5 separate regions of the Homo sapiens genome follow, and all the other regions are linked to region 1. A link is a contact called in ENCODE Hi-C or POLR2A ChIA-PET data. All regions are on one chromosome and are shown on one strand. Each heading gives the region's core, a stretch centred on a gene start or an enhancer-like site at or near the end of the contact. The rest is flanking DNA. Distances are from core to core; before and after follow the strand shown.

What was found. A loop is a pair of places that touch in the nucleus more often than their neighbours do. ChIA-PET counts read pairs that join two places held with the same protein, here RNA polymerase II (POLR2A). Pooled maps may share reads with other maps.
Region 2: a loop to region 1 is called in a map of CD8-positive, alpha-beta T cell, with 22 times the contacts of the local background. The contact joins the promoter of TFRC here to the promoter of TM4SF19-AS1 in region 1. A Hi-C loop is called at or near these places in 3 of 168 maps with a recorded cell type or tissue (CD4-positive, alpha-beta memory T cell, CD8-positive, alpha-beta T cell and naive thymus-derived CD4-positive, alpha-beta T cell), 2 of 37 single-sample maps with no recorded cell type and 15 of 50 pooled maps. POLR2A ChIA-PET finds 5 or more read pairs at or near these places in 7 of 52 experiments (AG04450, B cell, CD4-positive, alpha-beta T cell and 4 more).
Region 3: a loop to region 1 is called in a pooled map, with 11 times the contacts of the local background. The contact joins the enhancer-like site here to the promoter of TM4SF19-AS1 in region 1. A Hi-C loop is called at or near these places in 4 of 37 single-sample maps with no recorded cell type and 9 of 50 pooled maps. POLR2A ChIA-PET finds 5 or more read pairs at or near these places in 8 of 52 experiments (CD4-positive, alpha-beta memory T cell, HepG2, K562 and 5 more).
Region 4: a pooled map shows a loop between it and region 1 (2.5-fold over the local background). The contact joins the enhancer-like site here to the promoter of TM4SF19-AS1 in region 1. A Hi-C loop is called at or near these places in 6 of 50 pooled maps. POLR2A ChIA-PET finds 5 or more read pairs at or near these places in 3 of 52 experiments (CD4-positive, alpha-beta T cell, activated CD4-positive, alpha-beta T cell and naive thymus-derived CD4-positive, alpha-beta T cell).
Region 5: a pooled map shows a loop between it and region 1 (3-fold over the local background). The contact joins the enhancer-like site here to the promoter of TM4SF19-AS1 in region 1. A Hi-C loop is called at or near these places in 7 of 50 pooled maps. POLR2A ChIA-PET finds 5 or more read pairs at or near these places in 6 of 52 experiments (CD4-positive, alpha-beta T cell, PC-9, activated CD4-positive, alpha-beta T cell and 3 more).

What each region holds. Positions count from the first base shown.
Region 1 is chr3:196,316,488-196,320,646 of GRCh38, reverse strand. TM4SF19-AS1 (TM4SF19 antisense RNA 1) reads right to left here and starts at 2,315. Exons shown (of 2, transcript NR_046724.1): 1 at 2,210-2,315. DYNLT2B (dynein light chain Tctex-type 2B) reads left to right here and starts at 2,407. Exons shown (of 5, transcript NM_152773.5): 1 at 2,407-2,607. The coding sequence starts at 2,495. All of the region lies in intron 5 of TM4SF19-DYNLT2B (TM4SF19-DYNLT2B readthrough (NMD candidate)), which reads left to right. It overlaps LOC107986031 (a long non-coding RNA gene), which reads left to right and starts at 3,056. Exons shown (of 2, transcript XR_001740547.2): 1 at 3,056-3,673; 2 at 3,805-4,159. RefSeq lists an enhancer at 2,478-2,577 and a silencer at 2,638-2,887.
Region 2 is chr3:196,079,858-196,084,016 of GRCh38, reverse strand. TFRC (transferrin receptor) reads left to right here and starts at 1,927. Exons shown (of 19, transcript NM_001128148.3): 1 at 1,927-1,974. RefSeq lists silencers at 1,605-1,944, 1,995-2,294 and an enhancer at 3,176-3,675.
Region 3 is chr3:196,526,899-196,531,057 of GRCh38, reverse strand. It overlaps the pseudogene NAA50P2. Among named protein-coding and RNA genes, the nearest start is that of SMCO1, 14 kb to the right of the region's middle. RefSeq lists a silencer at 2,001-2,300 and an enhancer at 3,071-3,140. Within about 2 kb of position 2,182, at least 10 of the 41 ENCODE cell types and tissues checked have a DNase peak (open chromatin) inside an H3K27ac peak, as active enhancers do.
Region 4 is chr3:196,157,890-196,162,048 of GRCh38, reverse strand. It overlaps LINC00885 (long intergenic non-protein coding RNA 885), which reads right to left. Exons shown (of 3, transcript NR_034088.1): 3 at 1,159-2,149. Among named protein-coding and RNA genes, the nearest start is that of LINC00885, 17 kb to the right of the region's middle. RefSeq lists a silencer at 1,543-1,592 and enhancers at 1,893-2,092, 2,113-2,182. Within about 2 kb of position 1,893, at least 17 of the 41 ENCODE cell types and tissues checked have a DNase peak (open chromatin) inside an H3K27ac peak, as active enhancers do.
Region 5 is chr3:196,184,514-196,188,672 of GRCh38, reverse strand. No RefSeq gene overlaps it. Among named protein-coding and RNA genes, the nearest start is that of ZDHHC19, 25 kb to the left of the region's middle. RefSeq lists enhancers at 910-1,528, 1,529-2,148. Within about 2 kb of position 1,957, at least 10 of the 41 ENCODE cell types and tissues checked have a DNase peak (open chromatin) inside an H3K27ac peak, as active enhancers do; they include CD4-positive, alpha-beta T cell, where a contact is called at or near this core.

The sequences.
Region 1 (4,159 bases), core at 1,066-3,565:
CTGTTGGAAGGGAATGTGGGGCCCAGGTGCTGCTCTATCCCCTCCTCAGTCCCCTGGATCCCAGCTTGATTCCTCCACTATTCTGCCTCAGTGAGGAGTTGCTGAAGCACTGGGGGCTTCCAGAACACAGGGGTGCCTCCCTCTCCCAGGCTCAGAGGCACGGTTCTGTCATCCGACAGTCCAACCAGCAGAGCTCGTAGGAGGCAGGTCCCTTCAAACACCACCTCACCCTTTCCTCTCCAGGGCTGCTGGCCTAGCAGGCCTGCCAGGGTGGGGAAGGTGGACACAGAGGCCTGTGGGAGACACAAGGAGGCACAGCCTCTTGAGCAGGCAGGAAGTCTCCAAGTCCAGAGAGCACATCCTATTCCTGCATACAACATCCAGGAAGCTTGCCTGGGCTTGTCTCACATTTCCCTCTTGGCTGGTTAGTTTCAGGGTCATGGCTAGGATATGCCTGATATGGAGAAGCTTCTCTTGCTGGGGAAAGGTACTGACACCTCCACACAACTCACGCAGAATTTTTTTTTTTTTTTTTTTTTTTGATACAGAGTCTCATGCTGGAGTGCAGTGGTGTGATCTCGGCTCACTGCAAGCTCCGACTCCCTGGTTCAAGCAATTCTCCTGCCTCAGCCTCCCAAGTAGCTGGGATTACAGGCACATGCCACCACACCCAGCTAATTTTTGTATTTTTAGTAGAGACCGGGTTTCACAATGTTAGCCAGGATGGTCTTGATCTCCTAACCTCATGATCCGCCCGCCTCGGCCTCCCAAAGTGCTGGGATCACAGGTGCGAGTCACCGTGCCTGGCCAACTAATGAAAAGTTTAAAGAATTTATATCTAGTTTTGGATGTTAGGCATGCACACACAAGTGCATGCACACTCATACACATCATCTCCACAAGCCCCATCCTGGCTCAGCCCTATTCTGATGGGTCAGCAGGACCCCAAGGAGAGAAGGGTGGGTCCTTGGCACTAAGACAGTTCACAGTGGTTAGCTGACTCCTTCTTGCCTCCATTCTTTCAGGAACTGCATATAGTACAGAACATGACAGCGATTCGAAAAACAATATCCCAGCTGGCTGTGATGGCTCATGCCTGTAGTCCCAGCACTTCGGAAGGCTGAGGTGGGATAATCACTTGAGCCCAAGAGTTCAATAGTAGCCTGGGCAGCATAGCCAGATCCTATCTCTACAAAAATTAAAAAGATTAGCCACGCGCGGTGGCATTCGCCTGTAGTTCCAGGTACTCCAGAGGCTGAGGTGGGAGGACTGCTTGAGTCCAAGAGGTCGAGGCTGAAGTGAGCGGTGAGTGTGCCACTGCACTCCAGCCTGAGAAACAGAGCAAGACCCTGTCTCAAGTGGGAAAAAAAAAAAAAGGAATCCCTGCCCTTTCAGCCTCTCCTGTAAACAGGGATTACAGGCACGAGCTACCTCATCGGGCCTTAGTTTTTGAAGCTAGCAGAGGCCAAGATACAACAGCCTTCTAAAACAGGACCAGGGACTGGTGCTTATAAGCAGGGAATGCGGCAGAGTACGATGGCTCACGCCTGTCATCCCAGCACTTCGGGAGACCGAGGTGGGCGATCACCTGAGGTCAGGAGTTGGAGACCAGCCTGGCCAATATGGTGAAACCCCGTCTCTAATAAAAATACAAAAAAAATTAGCCGGTCGTGGTGGGGCGCGCCTGTAATCCCTGCTGCTTGGGAGGCTGAGGCAGAATTGCTTGAACCTGGGAGGTGGAGGTTGCAGTGAGCCGAGATCGCGCCTCTGCACTCCAGCCTGAGTGACAGAGCGAGACTTCGTTTAAAAAAATAAAAATAAATATATATTTTTAAAAGCGGGGAATGCAGCCTAAGTCTCTTTCCTTCCTTCCTTTTTTTTTTTTTTTCTTTTTTTGAGACGCAGTCTCGCTCTGTCGCCAGGCTGGAGTGCAGTGGCGCGATCTCGGCTCACTGCAACCTCGGCCTCCTGGGTTCAATAGATTATTCTGCCTCAGCCTCCAGAGCAGCTGGGGTTACAGGCACGCGCCACCACGCCCGGCTAATTTTTGTATTTTCAGTAGAGATGGGGTTTCACCATGTCGGCCAGGATGGTCTTGAACTCTTCCTGACTCAGGTGATCCGCCCGCCTCGGCCTCCCAAAGTGCTGGGATTGCAGGCCTGAGCCCCCGCACCCGGCCGCCGCAATTACTTCTGCACCAGCCTAATACCTCAAGTCCAGGAGCCTCAGGCCCCGCGTCTATTTCCTCCGACTGCGGCGCGGCTGATACTGCCTGAGGCGGGTGGAAGCTGTCGCGCGTCCGGACGCGACCAGTTCCCGCCCAGCAGCCGGTGCGCAGGCGCGGGCAGGGAGGGCGGCTGTGCGGGGCGCTCGCGGGCTTCAGCGAGGCGGGAGGGCGGCCCTGTTGCCCTGGAGACGCTTTCCCTGCTGCCGGCCGCGACCGCAACCCGCTAGGCCTTCATCGCGAGCTACGCCCGGACCGAGAAGCCCCGGCATGGCCACGTCCATCGGAGTGTCCTTCTCGGTGGGCGACGGGGTGCCTGAGGCTGAGAAGAACGCAGGGGAGCCCGAGAACACCTATATTCTGCGGCCTGTTTTCCAGCAGAGGCGGGTAGAGGACGGGCTGTGGCGGGGCGACCTCGAGCGCGCTGGTCTGAGGGGCGGAGCTCGCCTGGGACCTGGGCCACGGAAGGAGCGCGGGGGACGCGCGGGGTCCGCGGGGCGGGAGGCGGGAGGCCGCGAGGCGGGCGGGCGGCCCTGCTGTGACGTCCGGGCGCCCCTCCCGCTGCAGGGGCCGCAGGGGACCCCACCCGCTTCCTCAGTGTTTGGGCGCCGGGCGCGTCTTAGGGTGGCGCGGCGGGAATGGTTGGCCCTGGGAAACCCGCGATGGCGTCCTGAGTAAGGAGATGGGTAGAATAGAGGCAGGAAGCCACTCGCGTCGGATGCCGTTCAGCCGTGATTCGAGGGTGACTGTGCACACGGGTGCCAGGATGGGCTCACTCCCGGCGCGGGAGCTGCATCTGTGCGAAGTCCTACCCGGGTGGGATCTGGAGGCCCTTAGACCACCGCAGCGAGCCCTCGCTAGGATTAAGGCTCACGGGCCAGAGCAGAGGGTACTCAGCTAGGTTTGTGAGATCACTAACTTTACACACACACACACACACACACACACACACTGAAAAAAATATCAGGCTCACGGGCCAGAGCAGAGGGTACTCAGCTAGGTTTGTGAGATCACTAACTTTACACACACACACACACACACACACACACACACTGAAAAAAATATCAGGCTCACGGGCCAGAGCAGAGGGTACTCAGCTAGGTTTGTAAGATCACTAACTTTACACACACACACACACACAACACACACACACACTGAAAAAAAATGTCAGGCTCACGGGCCAGAGCAGAGGGTACTCAGCTAGGTTTGTAAGATCACTAACTTTACACACACACACACAACACACACACACACACACACACACACACTGAAAAAAAATGTCAGGCTCACGGGCCAGAGCAGAGGGTACTCAGGTTTGTAAGATCACTAACTTTACACACACACACACACACACACACACCACACACACACCACACAACACACACACACACACACACACACTGAAAAAAATGTCAGGCTCACGGGCCAGAGCAGAGGGTACTCAGCTAGGTTTGTGAGATCACTAACTTTACACACACACACACACACCACACAACACACACACACACCACACAACACACACACACACACACTGAAAAAAATGTCAGGCTCACGGGCCAGAGCAGAGGGTACTCAGCTAGGTTTGTAAGATCACTAACTTTACACACACACACACACCCCATATTTGCTTGGCAAATATGGAAAACAGGAATTTTGATTATAATGTGATACAAATTTCTTTGTTTATTTTTATTCTCTTGGTAACTCACAGAAAAAGTGATACAAATTTCATACAGGATTTTTCCCTTGGGTAGAATGAACACAGAGAAAGATACCCTCAGTTATCTTGGTAAAAGGTTCTGAATGCCCAGAATGCCATTCAGCCGTATTTTTTTATTTTATTTTATTTTATTTTATTTTGTGAAAGCGTGCAGAACAAAATTAACAACAAGTATATATTTTGTTTTGGGGGAGAGGGGAGTATGAGAAGCTCAT
Region 2 (4,159 bases), core at 678-3,177, 240 kb after region 1:
AAGGCAGAAAGCCAGGCATGTTAGCTCATGCCTATAATCCCAGCACTTTGGGAGACCGGAGGCAGGAGGATTGTTTGAGCCCAGGAGTTCAAGACTAGTCTGGGCTACATAGCAAACCCTGCGTCAAATTAAAAATAAAAAATAAATAGGCTGGGCATGGTGGCTCATGCCTGTTATCCCAACATTTTAGGAGGCCAAGGTGGGCAGATCACCTGAGGTCAGGAATTCGAGACAAGCCTGGCCAACATGATAAAATCCCGTCACTCCTCAAAATACAAAAATTAGCCTGGCATGGTGGCACACACCTGTAGTCCCAGCTACTTGGGAGGCTGAGGCAGGAGAATCGCTTGAATCCGGAGGCAGAGGTTGCAGTGAGCCCGAGATCATGCCACTGTACTCCAGCCAGGGTGACAGAGCAAGACACTGTCTTAAAAGTAAAAATAATAAAAATAAATAAAATTAATAATTAAAGAAATAAAGAAGGAACACCACAGGGGAGCAGGCCTGGTGTCTGAATGTTAAGGTAGGCCCTCTGTGGATGTGCATCCTTAACCTTTTCCTGATTAGATCATTAAAGGTGCAGCAATGCTCCTGCTCATATGACTTTTTTTTTTTTTTGAGATGGAATCTTGCTCTGTCGCCCAGGTTGGAGTGCAATGGCGCGATCTTGGCTCACTGCAACCTCCGCCTCTTGGGTTCAAGCGATTCTTCTGCCTCAGCCTCCTGAGTAGCTGGGATTACAGGCGCGTGCCACTATGCCTGGCTAATTTTTTTTGAAATTTTTTTAGTAGAGATGGGGTTTCACCATATTGGTCAGGCTGGTCTCGAACTCCAGACCTCGTGATCCGCTCACCTCGGCCTCCCAAAGTGTTAGGATTGCAGGCGTGAGCCACCGCGCCTGGCAACTCATATGACTTTTAAACACTTCTCTTTGGGGAGAGAGATTTTAGAGAATGGGAGTAAAGAGAAAGGCGGTGAGAATCCCAAGTACTTTCTCTATCTTAGAGCAGAAGAAATAAAGGGAAGAGTAAAAGCCCAAGGCCCAGAAACGGATTTGCTTCTTAAAGGGCTGTTCTGTGTCCCTACGGGCCTGAAGGTCAGTTTATGTGCAATGCTTTTTAAGGTATGGGTTGCTTTCTTGCATTGTAGCTACTACCTCCCTGGCCTGCTGGTTACTGACCAGAGGGAGGGAGAGGGTGTGATTGTTTGGAAAGAGTTTAAACAGTGACAAGAATTGAATTTTATTTATTTGTTATTCATTGCACAATCCAATAACAGCGATGGCAATGAAAACGAAAGTTAATCTACAATCCTATCACCCTATTAAGTCACTTGTTTCTATTTTCCCTTTTATTCCCTCATGCATTAAACATTACGCAAAGCACTCCGCTAGTCTTGGTTAAAGTGCAGCTTGTATACATTCTGAATAAAAATTTGCATTTTGCTTTTCTTTTCCTTTTTGTATTTCTGAGGCTGCAAAATACATCTTCACAAGAGTGGCTTTAATAGTTACCTAACATTCCATCCTGCACGTACATTTCAAGGCACTGCCGCAGTGCAATATCCAACATTTAAGCGTCAACGCCAACAGATTGGACCTAGCACTGCAGGGACTGGAGGTTGGTCAAGGTCAGGCGGAGGCTGCCAGGCTACCAGGGTGGAGGAAGGCGCCGAGGCAGAGGCCAGTGCGCCCATCGCGCGGCTCCTCGGGGCACCTGCTGCCTTGGCGCCTTTTCCCTTGGCCTTCGCCTCGCCCGCAGCGCCCTCCGCATAGGGCCCCGCCCGCTGCGCGCGCATCCCCGCCCCCCGGGCGATCTGTCAGAGCACCTCGCGAGCGTACGTGCCTCAGGAAGTGACGCACAGCCCCCCTGGGGGCCGGGGGCGGGGCCAGGCTATAAACCGCCGGTTAGGGGCCGCCATCCCCTCAGAGCGTCGGGATATCGGGTGGCGGCTCGGGACGGAGGACGCGCTAGTGTGAGTGCGGGCTTCTAGAACTACACCGACCCTCGTGTCCTCCCTTCATCCTGCGGGGCTGGCTGGAGCGGCCGCTCCGGTGCTGTCCAGCAGCCATAGGGAGCCGCACGGGGAGCGGGAAAGCGGTCGCGGCCCCAGGCGGGGCGGCCGGGATGGAGCGGGGCCGCGAGCCTGTGGGGAAGGGGCTGTGGCGGCGCCTCGAGCGGCTGCAGGTACACGGGGTCGGCGGCTGTGCGCAGAGGCGTCCCTGCGCCTCTCGTCCCTTCGCCTCTCGTCCCTTCCCTTCTCTCTGCCTTCTTGCCCGCCTCCTCGGTCACAGAGCGACGAATGACGAGACCAGGTGTACCCCCACTGTCGCTCTCAGCCCCGGGGACTTCGGGTCCTCGCCCTTGAAGGCCGCAGGCCCTAGTGCGCCGGCTCCGGGCTGCGGGTCCGGGAGCGCGGGCGCAGCCAAGGTGCAGCTGCGCGGCGTGCGGCGCCGGGGGAACACGTGGCTGCTCCAGGAAGTCGCCCCAGGGAACGGCTGGGATTCGTGGGTGACCTTGGGCTCCTAAACCTTCGGTTCCCCGGGCTCCGGGCGGGCCCCGTTCTCACTGCGGAAAGGGACAAAGCTGTCCCCGATTCGGTTACTAGCGTGTTACAGGCATTAATTAGATACGGGTTTCTGTAAACTTACCCTTCGGCTCTGGTACAACCTGATCTTGCCATGCTCTGCCTGTTCGCCTTGTGTGTGGATTCTGTTTTCTCAAGGCAGAATCCGACTGAACGCCGCAGGTGTTCACATTAAGAATATTGCTAGCAGTTCTCACTACAAGACGGGAGCCATAGGAGTGACTTATTTGTGAAAGATACTTGGAGATTAGCGGTGTGGTCAGAGGGCTGTGCTGGATTGATGGGCGCCGGAGAGGCCGATTGTGTCACATTCTGCTGGACAGTTCTTTTAAGGTTGGGAGGGTGGGTAAGAAAATACATTCTGATTCGGCTCTTTTCGGATAACGCTTTCCCTCTGCTTACTGCTTGTAGAGACCTCACTTACCCGGGGGACTGGATTCTGCAGCTTTTTCCATTTTCTTCCCCGTTGATAAGAGGATTAAAGTAGGAAATTGTATTTGGCTACCCCATGCTTATATGCTAAGCTTACTGTGAAAATTAAGGTTAGGCTGTCTAGAGTACTTGTGGACCCTGCTGGTTCCCCCCGCCCCCCGGCCCTGAATTTTGGGTTACAATATGCTTCTCAAGAAAACTCAGAGTTAAGATAATTTTTGTCATCGATTTTGCAAGGTTATATATAGCATAGCATCCTTCAATTTCCTTTGGATGTTCTTATCAAGTAATGGTGGCTGTAAACCTAGCCTGTGTTGAAGATTGTTAGATAGACAGCAGTTTGGCTAACTCCGCCCTAAGGCGAGGCAGTTACTTGCCTCTGATAATGTATTTAAATGTCATGGAGCAAGATTCCCAGCTAAACCTGAATCGATCACAATGCTAGTTAAAAATGACCCTCGGCTGGGCGCATTGGCTCCCGCCTGTAATCCCAGCACTTTGGGAGGCCAAGGCAGGCGGATCACCTAAGGTCAGGAGTTCGAGTCCAGTCTGACTAACATGGTGAAATCCTGTCTCTACTAAAAACACAAAAATTAGCCGGGCATGGTGGCTCACGTCTGTAATTCCAGCACTTTGGGAGGCCGAGGCAGGTGGATCACTTGTGGTGAGGAGTTCGAGACTAGCCTGGCCAACATGGTGAAACCCCGTCTCTACGAAAAATACAAAAATTAGCTGGGCATGGTGGTGCACACCTGTAATCCCAGCCACTCAGGAGGCTGAGGCTCGAGAGTCGCTTTAACCTGGGAGGCAGAGGTTGTAGTGAGCTGAGATCGTGCTACTGCACTCCAGCCTGCGCGACAGCGAGATGCCATCTCAAAAACAACAACAAAAAAACTCCCTACTAAACCAGAAGAGTGATGGGGACGGGAAAAGATTCCTGGTCCAATGTTTTCATTATATTTTTCATATCATTTGGAATCTCATGCATCAGGCATGCCCCAGTACTGTTAAAGACAATATTTTTACTCATTATCAGGTAGTTCAATACCAGTTATTACAGGATAGGGAAGTCAGTCAGAGAAGGCTTCATAGAGATGAAGCCTTGAGCTGAGCCTGGAAGAAATGAGGAGGACCTCAAGGA
Region 3 (4,159 bases), core at 933-3,432, 210 kb before region 1:
TCTAAATAAAGATACGTATCATATTCATGAATTAGAAGGCTAAATATTATGAAGATGTCAATGTAATTCTACTCAATATCCCAGCTCATAGCGTTCTAAAAATTAGCAAGCTTATTGAAAATTTTATATGAAAATGCAAATGGCCCAGAATACCCCAGATAATCTTGAAGAGCATAGCTGGAGGACTCACACTGTATGTTATTAAGACTTTTTAATGAAGCCAAAATAATTAAGGTTGAGTGTGATTTGGGCACAAGAATAAATAAGCAGACCAATGGAACAGAATAGAGGATAGAAATAGATGCTTGCATGTATGCAAACTTGATTAATGACAAAAGTCCACTGCAGAGCAGTGAGGAAACTCTTTATAATAAATGGGATTGAGTCAGTTGTATATCCATATGGAGAAGAAAAGAATCTTGACCTTCTTCACATTAATCCAAAGGTCTAAATTTTAGGCATATTACAGATATAAATGTAATAGGTAAAGTGGTGAAGCTTCTAAAAGGAAAAAAATATTTTCATGACCTTGGGGTAGGAAAAATTTCATATATAAGACATCAAAATGAAAACATGATAAATTGGACTACTTGAAAATTAAGAACATTAGTTCATGAAAACACACCATCAAGATGATGAAAAGAAAGCCACGGAGTGGACCGGGTGCGGTGGCTCAAGCCTGTAATCCCAGCACTTTGGGAGGCCGAGGCAGGCGAATCATGAGGTCAAGAGATCGAGACCATCCTGCCCAACATGGTGAAACCCCGTCTCTACTAGAAATACAAAAATTAGCTGGGCTTGGTGGCATGTGCCTGTAGTCCCAGCTATTCAGGAGGCTAAGGCAGGAGAATCACTTGAACCCGGGAGGCAGAGGTTGCAGTGAGCCGAGATCGTGCCATTGCACTCCAGCCTGGGCGACACAGAGAGACTACATCTCACAAAAAAAAAAAAAAAAAAAAAGATACAATGCACTTTGGGTATTCAGGGGAAAGGGTGGGAAGGGGGCGAGGGATAAAAGACCACACGTTGGGTACCGTGTACACTGCTCGAGTGATGGCTGCACCAAATCTCAGAAATCACCACTGAAGAACTTATGAAACCAAACACCACCTGTTCCCCAAAAACCTATTGAAATAAATAAAAAGTAAGTAAAATATAAAAATGGTAAATTTTGTTATGTATATTTTTGCACAATTTAAACAAACTTTTCTGGCTCACACCTGTAATCCCAGCACTTTGGGAGGCCAAGGCGGGAGGACCACTTGAGCCCAGGAGTTGGAGACCAGCCTGGGCAACGTAGCAAGACTATGTCTTAATTAATTAATTAATTAATTAATTTATGGAGACAGAGTCTCGCCCTGTCACCCAGGCTGGAGTGCAATGGCACGATCTTGGCTCACTACAACCTCTGCCTTCTGGGTTCAAGCGATTCTCCTGCCTCAGCCTCCCGAGTAGCTGGGATTACAGGTGCGCGCCACCACGCCCGGCTAATTTGTTGTATCTTTAGTAGAGATGGGGGTTTCACCATGTTGGCCAGGCTGGTTTCGAACTCCTGACCTCGTGATCCGCCAGCCTCAGCCTCCCAAAGTGCTGGGATTACAGGCGTGAGCCACCGTGCCCGGCCTCAGAAGCTCCACAGTGGGCCTCTTCTTATATTTCATGGGCCAGAATTCTGCCACCTGTCCGTTCCTAAACCAATGATAACGGCAATAATAATAAAATTGCTGTGATTGATTTATTCTAAGACTCACCCCCAACTCTCACACTGGGAAGGGGCTCAGCTTCCCCTGAAGCACGTGGCTGCCCAATACTCAAACAATATCTGGATTTTGCTAAGGAGAAAAAAGTAGTGGCGGGGATCAGGGAGGACCCAGCAAGGTTTTTCTCACTGGGGCAGGGACTGATTCCCTGAGGACGCCGAAGTTCTTCCGGAGACGCACCTGAGACGGACTGACTCCCACCCCGGAGTCCCTGCGGAGTTATAAATGTCCCTTAGATCTGTCCCCTCAGCTCTCCATTCCGGGGACCAGTGTTCTGAGCTCGGCCGCCATCGCCTCACGCTCAGCGACGGGCGTGGCCGGGAGCCGCCTGCGGATGGAGGAAGCGGCCGCCAGCGCCCCCTGGAGGCTCGGGCCGGCTCCACTCCCGCGGCCCCCGCCACCGCCCAGCTCCCCGCGGAGGCGCCCAGGCCGGTCTGAGCCCGACAGGGCGGAACCACCGCGGCGGCGCTGCCCTGAGTGGAAATGCGGCCTCCGCAGCGGGAGAAGATGCTGGGAGCCGGATGGGGCCCGGAGGCGCGACACCGCAGTTCTCCGTACTTGAAGACACCCATCCAGGCCACCTTTTCAGTCGGCTGCAGGGACACGTCCTACAAGGGCGTGCTGGAGGCTGAGCTAGCAAAGCTGGGGCGAGGGCGGGACGGTGGATCATTCGCAGACACATCATCACACCAGGGTGTCCGGCACCTTACCCAAGGCCAGGAATAGCAACTCAGATGTTAAATCGTGTCAAACATCTGTGGAGAAGATGGCACCTTTTTCTTCTCCTTCTTTCTCTCTCTCTCTCTCTTTCTTTTTTTTTTTTTTTTTTTTTTTTTTTTTTTTTTTTTTTTTGAGATGGAGTCTCGCTCTGTCACCCAGGCTGGAGTACAGTGGCGCGATCTCGGCTCACTGCAACGTCCACCTCCCGGGTTCAAGTGATTCTCCTGCCTCAGCCTCCCGAGTAGCTGAGATTAGAGGCATGTGCTACCACGCCCGGCTAATTTTTGTATTTTTAGTAGAGACGGGGTTTCACCATGCTGGCCTGGCAGGTCTTGAACTCCCGACCTCAGGACATCCGCCCGCCTTGGCCTCCCAAAGTGCTGGGGTTACAGATGGGAGCCACCGCGCCTGGCTAATTTTTGTGTTTTTAGTAGAGACGGGGTTTCACCATATTGGCCAGGCTAGTTTCGAACTCCTGTACTCTAGGGATCTGCCTACTTCAGCCTCCCAAAGTGCTGGGATTACAGGCATAAGCCACTGCCCAGCCAAGATGGCACTTTTGACAACATCTGTTTGTCCAGATCAGCAATGAGTCAGCAATTGACTTCTACAGAAGTTTGGCTTTGAGATGACTGAGACAAAGACAGATAAAGGATAAGAGGATGGAGCCTGCAGATGCTCAGGAGTTGCAGAAAAACCTCAAAGTCCCTTCCGATCAGAATGGAGATATGCAAAACACAACTGAACAAGTCACAAAATGAACCTTCTTGCACTTGCTTGTTGACAAAAAAAGACAAGCCCATTGATTTTCACCCCCTCTTTCTTGTAAAGCTTTCCTGCACTGCCATGTTTTTGTTTTTCCTTCTTTCTTTTCTTTTCAAAGTTTTAATACTTTCAAGGACTTTAAAAATGATCATGTTTGGGCCAGGCGCAGTGACTCACTCCTGTAATCCCAGCACTTTGGGAGGCCAAGGTGGGTGGATCACTTGAGGTCAGGAGTTCCAGACGAGCCTGGCCAACATGGTGAAACCCCATCTGTACTAAAAATACAAAAATTAGCCAGGCGTGGTGGCGTGTGCCTGTAGTCCCAAGCTACTCAGGAGCCTGAGACAGGGGAATCGCTTGAACCTGGGAGGCAGAGGTTGCAGTGAGCCGAGATCGTGCCACTGCACTCCAGCCTGGGCCACAGAGCAAGACTCCATCTCAAAAAAAAAAAAAAAAAAAAAAAAAAAAAAAAGATCATGTTTGGATTGTTTCAGTTCTCTTATTTTTGTGAGGTGGTTTGACTGAAGGCAGGAGAAGGTAGATCTGTTTAATTTCACAGTTAAGATAAATGGTTCTAAAAATTTAGGTGTCAAATAATTTCACATTTCTTAGCTTGGAGTTGGAGACCAGCCTGGGCAACATAGCAAGACTCTGTCTCTATTTTTTTTTTTTGGAGACGGAGTCTCACACTGTTGCCCAGGCTGGAATGCAATGGCGAGATCTCAGCTCACTGCAACCTCCGCCTTCTGGGTTCAAATGATTCTCCTGCTTCAGCCTCCTGAGTAGCTGGGACTACAGGCGCCTGCCACCACGTCCGGCTAATTTTGGTATTTTCTTAGTAGAGACAGGGTTTCACCATGTTGGCCAGATGGTCTTGATTTCTTGACTTCATGATCCGCCTGCCTCGGCCTCCC
Region 4 (4,159 bases), core at 644-3,143, 160 kb after region 1:
TAGCCAGGATGCTCTCGAACTCCTGACCTCATGTGATCTGCCCACCTCGGCTTCCCAAAGTGCTGGGATTACAGGCATGAGCCACTGCGCCCAGCCAATAAATAATTTATTGAATGTCGATTGGTTATAATTTTTCTTTCCCTTTTTTTTTTTTTTTTTGAGACGAAGTCTTGCTCTGTCGCCCAGGCTGGACTGCAATGGTATGATCTTGGCTCACTGCAGCCTCCACCTCCCAGGTGCAACCAATTCTCCTGCCTGAGCCTCCTGAGTAGCTGGGATTACAGGTGCCCACTACCATGCCTGGCTAATTTTTGTATTTTTAGTAGAGACGGGGTTTCACCATGTTGGTCAGGCTGGTCTTGAACTCCTGACCTCAGGTGATCCAACTGCCTCGACCTCCCAAAGTGCTGGGACTACAGGCATAAGCCACTGTGCCTGGCCAATTTTTCTTTTTTAGAAGTTTATTTTAGGCCAGACGCAGTGGCTCACGCCTGTATTCCCAGCACTTTGGGAGGCCAAGGTGGGTGGATCACGAGGTCAGGAGATCGAGACCATCCTGACCAACATGGTGAAACCCCATCTCTACCAAAAATACAAAAATTACCTGGGCGTGGTGGCAGACGCCTGTAATCCCAGCTACTCCGGAGGCTGAGGCAGGAGAATCACTTGAACCTGGGAGGTGGAGGTTGCCGAGATCATGCCACTGCACTCCAGTCTGGACACAGAGCTAGACTCTGTCTCAGAAAAAAAAAAAAAAAAAAAAAAAAAAAAAAAATATATATATATATATATATATATATTTTAATTTAGTTTTTATTTGGAATGCAGTGGTGTGATCACGGCTCAGTGTAACTTCAACCTCCTGGGCTCAAGTGATCCTCCTGCTTCAGCCTCCTGAATAGCTGGGACCACAGGTGCCTGCCACCAGCTGCCTAACTTTTTTTTTTTTTTTTTTTTTTTTTTTTTGTAGAGATGGAGTCTTTGCTATGTTGCCCAGGCTGGTCTCAAACTCCTGGCCTCAAGTGATCTTCCCTCCTTGGTCTCCCAAATTATTGGAATTATAGGCGTGAGCCACTGCCCCCAGCCTGGTTATGATTTTTTAGTGATCATGGTGTCTATTGGAAATTCTTAGAAAGTAAGAAATGCTACAAAATGTTTCTAAATGTAGTGCCATTTTCTTGAATACTGAATGAATTCATTTACAAGCCAGTTAGTAAACCATTAGCAACTGAAGATTGTCCATGTTGGCAGTATTTACACGACGGAAATAGCAAACACTACAAATCAGTGAAGTGTACAAATCAGTGTGGTCATTCATAGCACCAACCCTGCCCCAGCTGATTTACTCCTGATCACTGGGAAATTATTTGTTTTTTCTTTTAATCTCTGGGTGACTCAAATGTGTAGTCAGCAATCTGGAAGAAGTTCAGGATCTTGAGTCCACTGAGATAGGCCCCAACAGGGACTGTGGCTCAAGAGGAACCCGGACTGAATTCCATCTAGAAGGAGGACTCACTCCGGGAAAGAGGGAGTGCTCCTTAGGGAGGTGCTCCCTGCCTCCAGCCCAGGCCTTGCTCTTGGTGAGTGGTCATTTAGAGCAGGGGTTTCATGTCTTCATGTCTTTGTATTTGCACAGTAGTCAATTTATTTACTGCTGCCACTTTATTCAGTAACCTTTAGCCTATTAATTGTGTTTATTTTATTTCCCTTTTCGTCTTTCAGTGTTACTAGGCCCTGCTGGCAAACAGAATTGAGGGGGGCCTGCCCAGCAGGGAGGAAGGAGGGGCCACAGCGAGGAGTGTCTGGGACTCAGCTGAGCCTTTCTTGCCTCTGAGGCAGGTGGCCTGGGGAAGTCCTTGATCTTGAACCAGCCGGTTACAGTCTGCGGGTGGCCCCACCTTCAAAGTAAGAAATCCCCATGATTCCACTGGGGCGGCTTCAGCCAGAGGAAGCTGATGAGCCCAAGAGCTTCCTGAAAGCTGCCCAGGGCTCCTGAACAAAGGCTCCAGCTCTGAGAGGCCGTGTGAAACCGGCAAGAGCATGGAGTTACTCACGGGGCAATGGAGCATGGCACGTTCAGCGTGGAGTCCAGCGAACTGAAGGACAAATTAGATGTGCGTGTTTCAATGGAGGGGACTCTCAAAACAAGCTGTGGAGTAAAACAATGAAGGTTACCAAACCACGCACAGCACACACTGCCATTTGTGGGAACGCACTCACGTACAAACACTGAACCAGTGAAACGCCGTCTCTACTCAAAATACAAAAAATTAGCTGGGTGTGGTGGCCCGCACCTGTAATCCCAGCTACTTGGGAGGCTGAGGCAGAAGAATTGCTAGAACCTGGGAGGCGGAGGTGGCAGTGAGCCAAGATCATGCCATTGCAGTCCAGCCTGGGTGACGAGCGCGAAACTCCGTCTCAGACAACAACAACGACAACAAAACTAGTGACTGGAGAGGGTTTCGAAAGAACAAGCTGACCTGATGGACAAAGATATACATCAAAGATATATATATATATATACACCATATATAAACACTATTTAGAGTCTTTTTTTTTTTTTTTTGAGATGGAGTCTTACTCTGTTGCCCAGGCTGGAGTGCAGTGGTGTCATCTTGGCTCACTGCAACCTCCACCTCCCAGATTCAAGCGATTCTCCTGCCTCAGCCTCCCAAGTAGCTGGGGATTACAGGTGTGCGGCACCATACGCAGCTAATTTTTTGTATTTTTAGTAGAGATGGGGCTTCACCGTGTTGGCCAGGCTGGTCTCTAACTCCTGACCTCCACCCGCCTCGGCTTCCTAAAGTGCTCAGATTACAGGCATGAGCCACTGTGCCTGGCCACAATTTAGAGTCTTTATAAAGACAGGCTCCAAATAAAATTCGAGGTCTCTCCCCAGGGACATAGAAAAGAGAGTGGTCATGGCTGGACATCATGGTTCATGCCTGTAATCCCAGCACTTTGGGAGGCCAAGGCAGGCGGATCATGAGGTCAGGAGTTCGAGACCAACCTGGCCAATATGGTGAAACCCTGTCTCTACTAAAAATACAAAAATTAGCCAGACGTGGTGGCGTGTGCCTGTAGTCCCGGCTACTGGGGAGGCTGAGGCAGGAGAATAGCTTGAATCCGGGAGGCAGAGGTTGTAGTGAGCCAAGATCGTGCCACTGCACTCCAGCCTGGGCAATAGAGCAAGACTCTGTCTCAGAAAAAAAAAAGAGGCACCTTGAGTTTCCTAAGGGTAGGCCATGTCAGGTGAACAGCCCCTTTTATTCACAGGAGAAGGGAAGGGAAGAAGCAAACATCTGTAACAGGTTTCTCACTCCAGGCTCCATGCTGGGTGACCTGAGCGCTCACAGCAGCCTAAGGGTTAGTCAGGTGTCTCGTTTTACAGATGCCGAAACTGAAGGGCTGCAGTGAGTGTTGTGAGAAACTCCTCTCAGAGTTGTGTGGTGTGTGAAACATTATGGGACTTAATTACTTAAATGTGTTTGGAAATTCAACACCACAGATTAAGAATGTAGACATTATGTCATCAAACCTGGTTTTTAATCACAGCTCCTCTGCCTATTAGCTCAAGGACTTTAAACATATTATTTAATGTCTCTAAGCCTCAGTTTTCATATTTTTAAACTAGTGCTGATTATAATACACCTCTTAGGTTGTTGTGAGGATTGAATAAAATAAAATGAGCAAAGTGAAAAAAAAAAAAAGAAATTTGCTTCAGGGGGCAGTTGAAAATCTGGGTTCAGGCCGGGTGCCATGTCTCACGCCTGTAATCCCAGCACTTTGGGAGGTTGAGGTGGGCAGATCACCTGAGGTCAGGAGTTCGAGACCAGCCTGGCCAACAAAGCAATGTCCTGTCTCTACAAAAAGTAGAAAAATTAGCCAGGCGTGGTGGCACACACCTGTAATCCCAGCTACTTGGGAAGCTGAGGCAGGAGAATCCCTTGAATCCAGGAGGCGGAGTTGCAGTGAGCTGAGACTGTGCCACTGCACTCCAGCCTGGGCAACAGAGCGAGACTCTGTCTCAGTAATAATAATTAATAATAATAAATAGAGAGTTACAGGGATCATGGCGGACGGGAGGCAGGACTAGATTGCAGCTGTGACTCAGATGGACAGAGCAGCTGTGGAGACTCACATAGTGAATTTTTGCTCT
Region 5 (4,159 bases), core at 708-3,207, 130 kb after region 1:
GTCCCAGCTACTTGGGAGGCTGAGGCAGGAGAATCGCTTGGACCCAGGAGGCAGAGGTTGAGCCAAAATTACACTACTATACTCCAGCCTGGGCAACAGAGTGAGACTCCATCTGGAAAAAAAAAAAAAAAAGTCCAAAGTGTGCCCCAAAGCTAGCCCCAACCAAGAGCGGGGCAGGAATTAGAGGGGCCCTCAAGCAGCCTCACTGGCCTCCTTGCCCCTGGGTGCCCTGATCCAGTGGTCCTGGTAGGAGGGTCCTAGGGGAGGGGGCGTTGAGAGGTGCTGGCATCCAGGGAGGAGCTGGTAATAAGATTGGGGCCTGAATGGGATGATAGAAATAAGAATTCACCTGTTCACACATTTAACAAACACTAAGTAGCCACACCATATCCAAGAGGCAAGGAAATAACTTTTTAAAGAGAATGTATTCATGCATAGTATAATTAGGTATTAATTTAAAATTACAGCCAGGCACAATGGCTCACACCTGTGATCCCAGCACTTTGGGAAGCCGAGATGAAAGGATTGCTTGAGCCCAGGAGTTTGAGACCTGCCTGGGCAACACAGTGGCTCGCCCTATCTCTACAAAAAAATAGAAAAAAGTTAGCCAGGCATGGGGATGCACACCTATAGTCCCAGCTATTCAGGAGGCTGAGGGGGGAGGATCACTTGAGCCCAGGAAGTAGAGGCTGCAGTGAGCTTTAATTTCGCCACTACACTCCAGCCTGGACAACAGAACGAAACCCCGTCTCAAAAATAAAATGAAAAAATAAAAAAAATAAAATAGAATTGCATGTAGGCTGGGTGCAGTGGCTCACACCTGCAATCCCAACTCTTTGGGAGGCTGAGGTGGGAGGATCATTTGAGCAAGGGAATTTTAAAGCAGCCTGGGCTTTGTTGTGAGCAAGACCCCATTTCTACAAAAAATCATATTAGCTAAGTATGGTGGCACATGCCTGCCTGTAGTAGTCCCAGCTACTTGGGAGGCTGAGGCAGGAGAATCGCTTGAGCCCAGGAGGTGGAGGTTGCAGTGAGCCATGATCATGCCACTGCACTCCAGCCTGGCTGACAGAGTGAGACCCTGTTTCAAAAAAAATAAAATAAAATAAAAATAAAACATTTTAAAATAAAATTGCATATATGTATTTTTAAAAGACTAGAGGCAAATTCATCAAATGCTCTTGGTGGCCGAGCGAGCGTTTTCCCGTTGGGGGGTCCTGGCTGTGGGTCTGGGTGGCAGGTCCCCTGCATTCTGGGCCCAGCTTCCCCTGCCTCGCCACGTGACTACAAAAAGCCCTTTTCCTCTGTGGGCCTGTTTCCTTATGTGTAAAATGAAAGCATGGAACCAGAAGATCTACGGCTCTTTCCAGCTCTGAGTTACACGAGGATACTCGGGACTAAGGATTTACACAGAGCTGCACTGGCATGGCGGGGACTGCCCATCCCGCTGCGGGCCTTGCCACTCACACCCTTAATACGACCACAGCCCCTCTCCTGGCAGGCTCCACGGAGGGGAGGAAGCGGCCGCCTGCCACCTGCCCAGCTGTCAGGCTCTGATCTCAAATTAGAATTAGGCCTCTCATCTCTGCTCTGTTTTGAATCTGAGAGGCCTCCCCCGCCCTTCAGCTGCAGCCTTGTGACCAGGAACAGAGCATTCTCTGCGGCCTGGAGGTCTTCATCAGGGAAGGGGGAAGCCACCCAGGCAGGCGGCTTGTATTGATTACATGTGTCCCCGCCCCTACGCCCCGAAGCCAGACACTGTGCTTGTGAGTTGTTACCTAGGTGATATTCATTCTCCGCTGCATCCCTGGGCAGGAAGCGGGATGCTCGCCTCTGTGGCAGGCGGAGGAGGTGAGGCTCAGCGAGGAGAAGGACACGGGGACGGCTGCAGGGTGGGAACCAGCTCTCTCTGCATCGCAGTTGAGAGCAGCTGGAGCTCATTGTCTCTCCCAAGGACCGAGGGGGATTTCCAGCTGCTGAGCTGCTTGCCAGGGACTTGCTTTTTTCTTTCACAGCTTCCCTGTTTGGTCTGCAAATTCTGTCCTTTTTTCCCCAAGCCTGGTCCCAACTAGGTGATGCCTCCTCCCCTCTTTTTTCTTCTTTAAATTCCAGAACAGGAGAGTGGGGGCAATTCTGTCCATTCTTCCATCCGGCCTCAGATTTTCAGGCAGGTATTCAAGATATTAAATAAAAAGTCAGCCGGATGCAGTGGCTCACACCTGTAATCCCAGCACTTTGGGAGGCCAAGGCAGGTGGACCATTTAAGGCCAGGAGCTTGAGACCAGCTTGGCCAACATGGTGAAACCCTGTCTCTGCTAAAAGTACAAAAATTAGCCGGGCGTCGTGACAGGTGCTTGTAGTCCCAGCTGCTTGGGAGGCTGAGGCAGGAGAATCGCTTGAACCTGGGAGGTGGAGGTTGCAGTGAGCCGAGATCGTGCCACTGTGCTCCAGCCTGGGTGACAGAGCAAGACTCTGTCTCAAAAAAAAAAAAAGTAATTTCTTATCAAATGCTATTGCTTTTCTATTTTGACCATTGATGTTGTAATAATATTTGTCAGCTGTTCATTACACTTGTTCAGAAATTCTGGAGTGTTGTGGGTTAACTGGCCCTTGATGGACAAGCCCCAATATCTAAATAAAATAACATTGTTGCAGTGGGAAAATGTGTTTTGACTATACCTTGGAATATAACTTAGTTGGAAATTGGGGCTGCCATAATTTTTACATTTTTAAAATTTTTTTATATTTTTGAGATAGAGTTTCCCTTTGTTGCCCAGGCTGGAGTGCAGTGGCATGATCTCGGCTCACTGCAACCTCCACCTCCCAGGTTCAAGCGATTCTCCTGCCTCAGCCTCCCGAGTAGCTGGAATTACAGGCGTCTGCCACCACGTCCGGCTAATTTCTTGTATTTTTAGTAGAGATGGGGTTTCACCATGTTGGCCAGGCTGGTCTCGAACTCCTGACCTCAGGTGACCCGTCTGCCTCTGCCTCCCAAAGTGCTGGGATTACAGGCGTGAGCCACCACACCTGGCCTTAATTCTTAACAAATTCAAATCAGCTACATCTTGGGTAGGATTCTTCCCCTTGTTTACCTGGCCAGTAGTCCGCAGCTTACGGGCTGTCCCAGGCATGAAGTGGGGTAAGGTCTGGGGCTGTGGCAGTGCATGAGAGGTGCTCAGTAATACCCCCTTGCTGCCCCCCACCCCGGACTGTGCTGAGCGCTCATGTCTCAGTCTTGAAACCCCAGTTTCCTCATCTGTGAACTAGGGTGACTGTCCTGGAGTTGCCTTGCCTGCCTCCTAGGAGGGCTGGGAGATACTGAGCAGGGAGTGGGAAGGACTTTCTATGCTGAAGACACAGAGTACAATTTACTAAACACAGGGCCCACAGCTCCTCTGGATTAATCTGTTTTCGAAGAGAGATGTCTCCAGCCCCCAAGTCCTGGAATCTTTGTAGAGGGTCAGCTCTGAGCTCATGGAGCCAGACCCTGCCCACCCAGCTCTAGAGGCTGCAGTTGCAGTGAGAAACGAATCCGCCCTCACCTCCTTCGCCTGCAGCCAGCCCCCCAGCACTCCGGTCTCAGGTGCTGGCGGGCGGGAGGTGAGGGCTGTGACGGTGGCACGAACGTGGCACTCCCGGGTGAGCGAACGCCACTTTGCTTCGGGTCCTAGGGTTCCTTGTCCCTGGTGTTCCTCCCTTTGTCTCCTGTACTCTGGGGGTGGAGGGCCTTGATCCTGGCTTCCCAGGTGGCTGGTGACTCCCCTAGGATGGACGTTTCCCATGGCCTGCAGTCACCACCCACCTACCTTGGACAGGGGCAGGTGCAGGGCTGCCCCTCTGCTATGCGGGGTTTCCAGTGCATAATAGCCTCTGGCCATGGCCTGGCAGCCGCCCCCCACCCCATTCCCCGCCCAGAGGACTTTCTATTTTAATAGTTAAGCATTTATTTAATGAGTATTAGGAAAAAATAGAGCTAACTCAAAAGAGGCCTGGACTAGAATGGAAGGATTTGGAGACAGTTTATTTATTTATTTATTTATTTATTTATTTATTTATTTTATTATTATTATTATTTTAGAGATGAAGGGCTTGCTCCCAGGCCGGAATGTGAAGGAGAGACCATGGCTCCCTGCAGCCTCCACCTCCCAGGCTCAAGCCA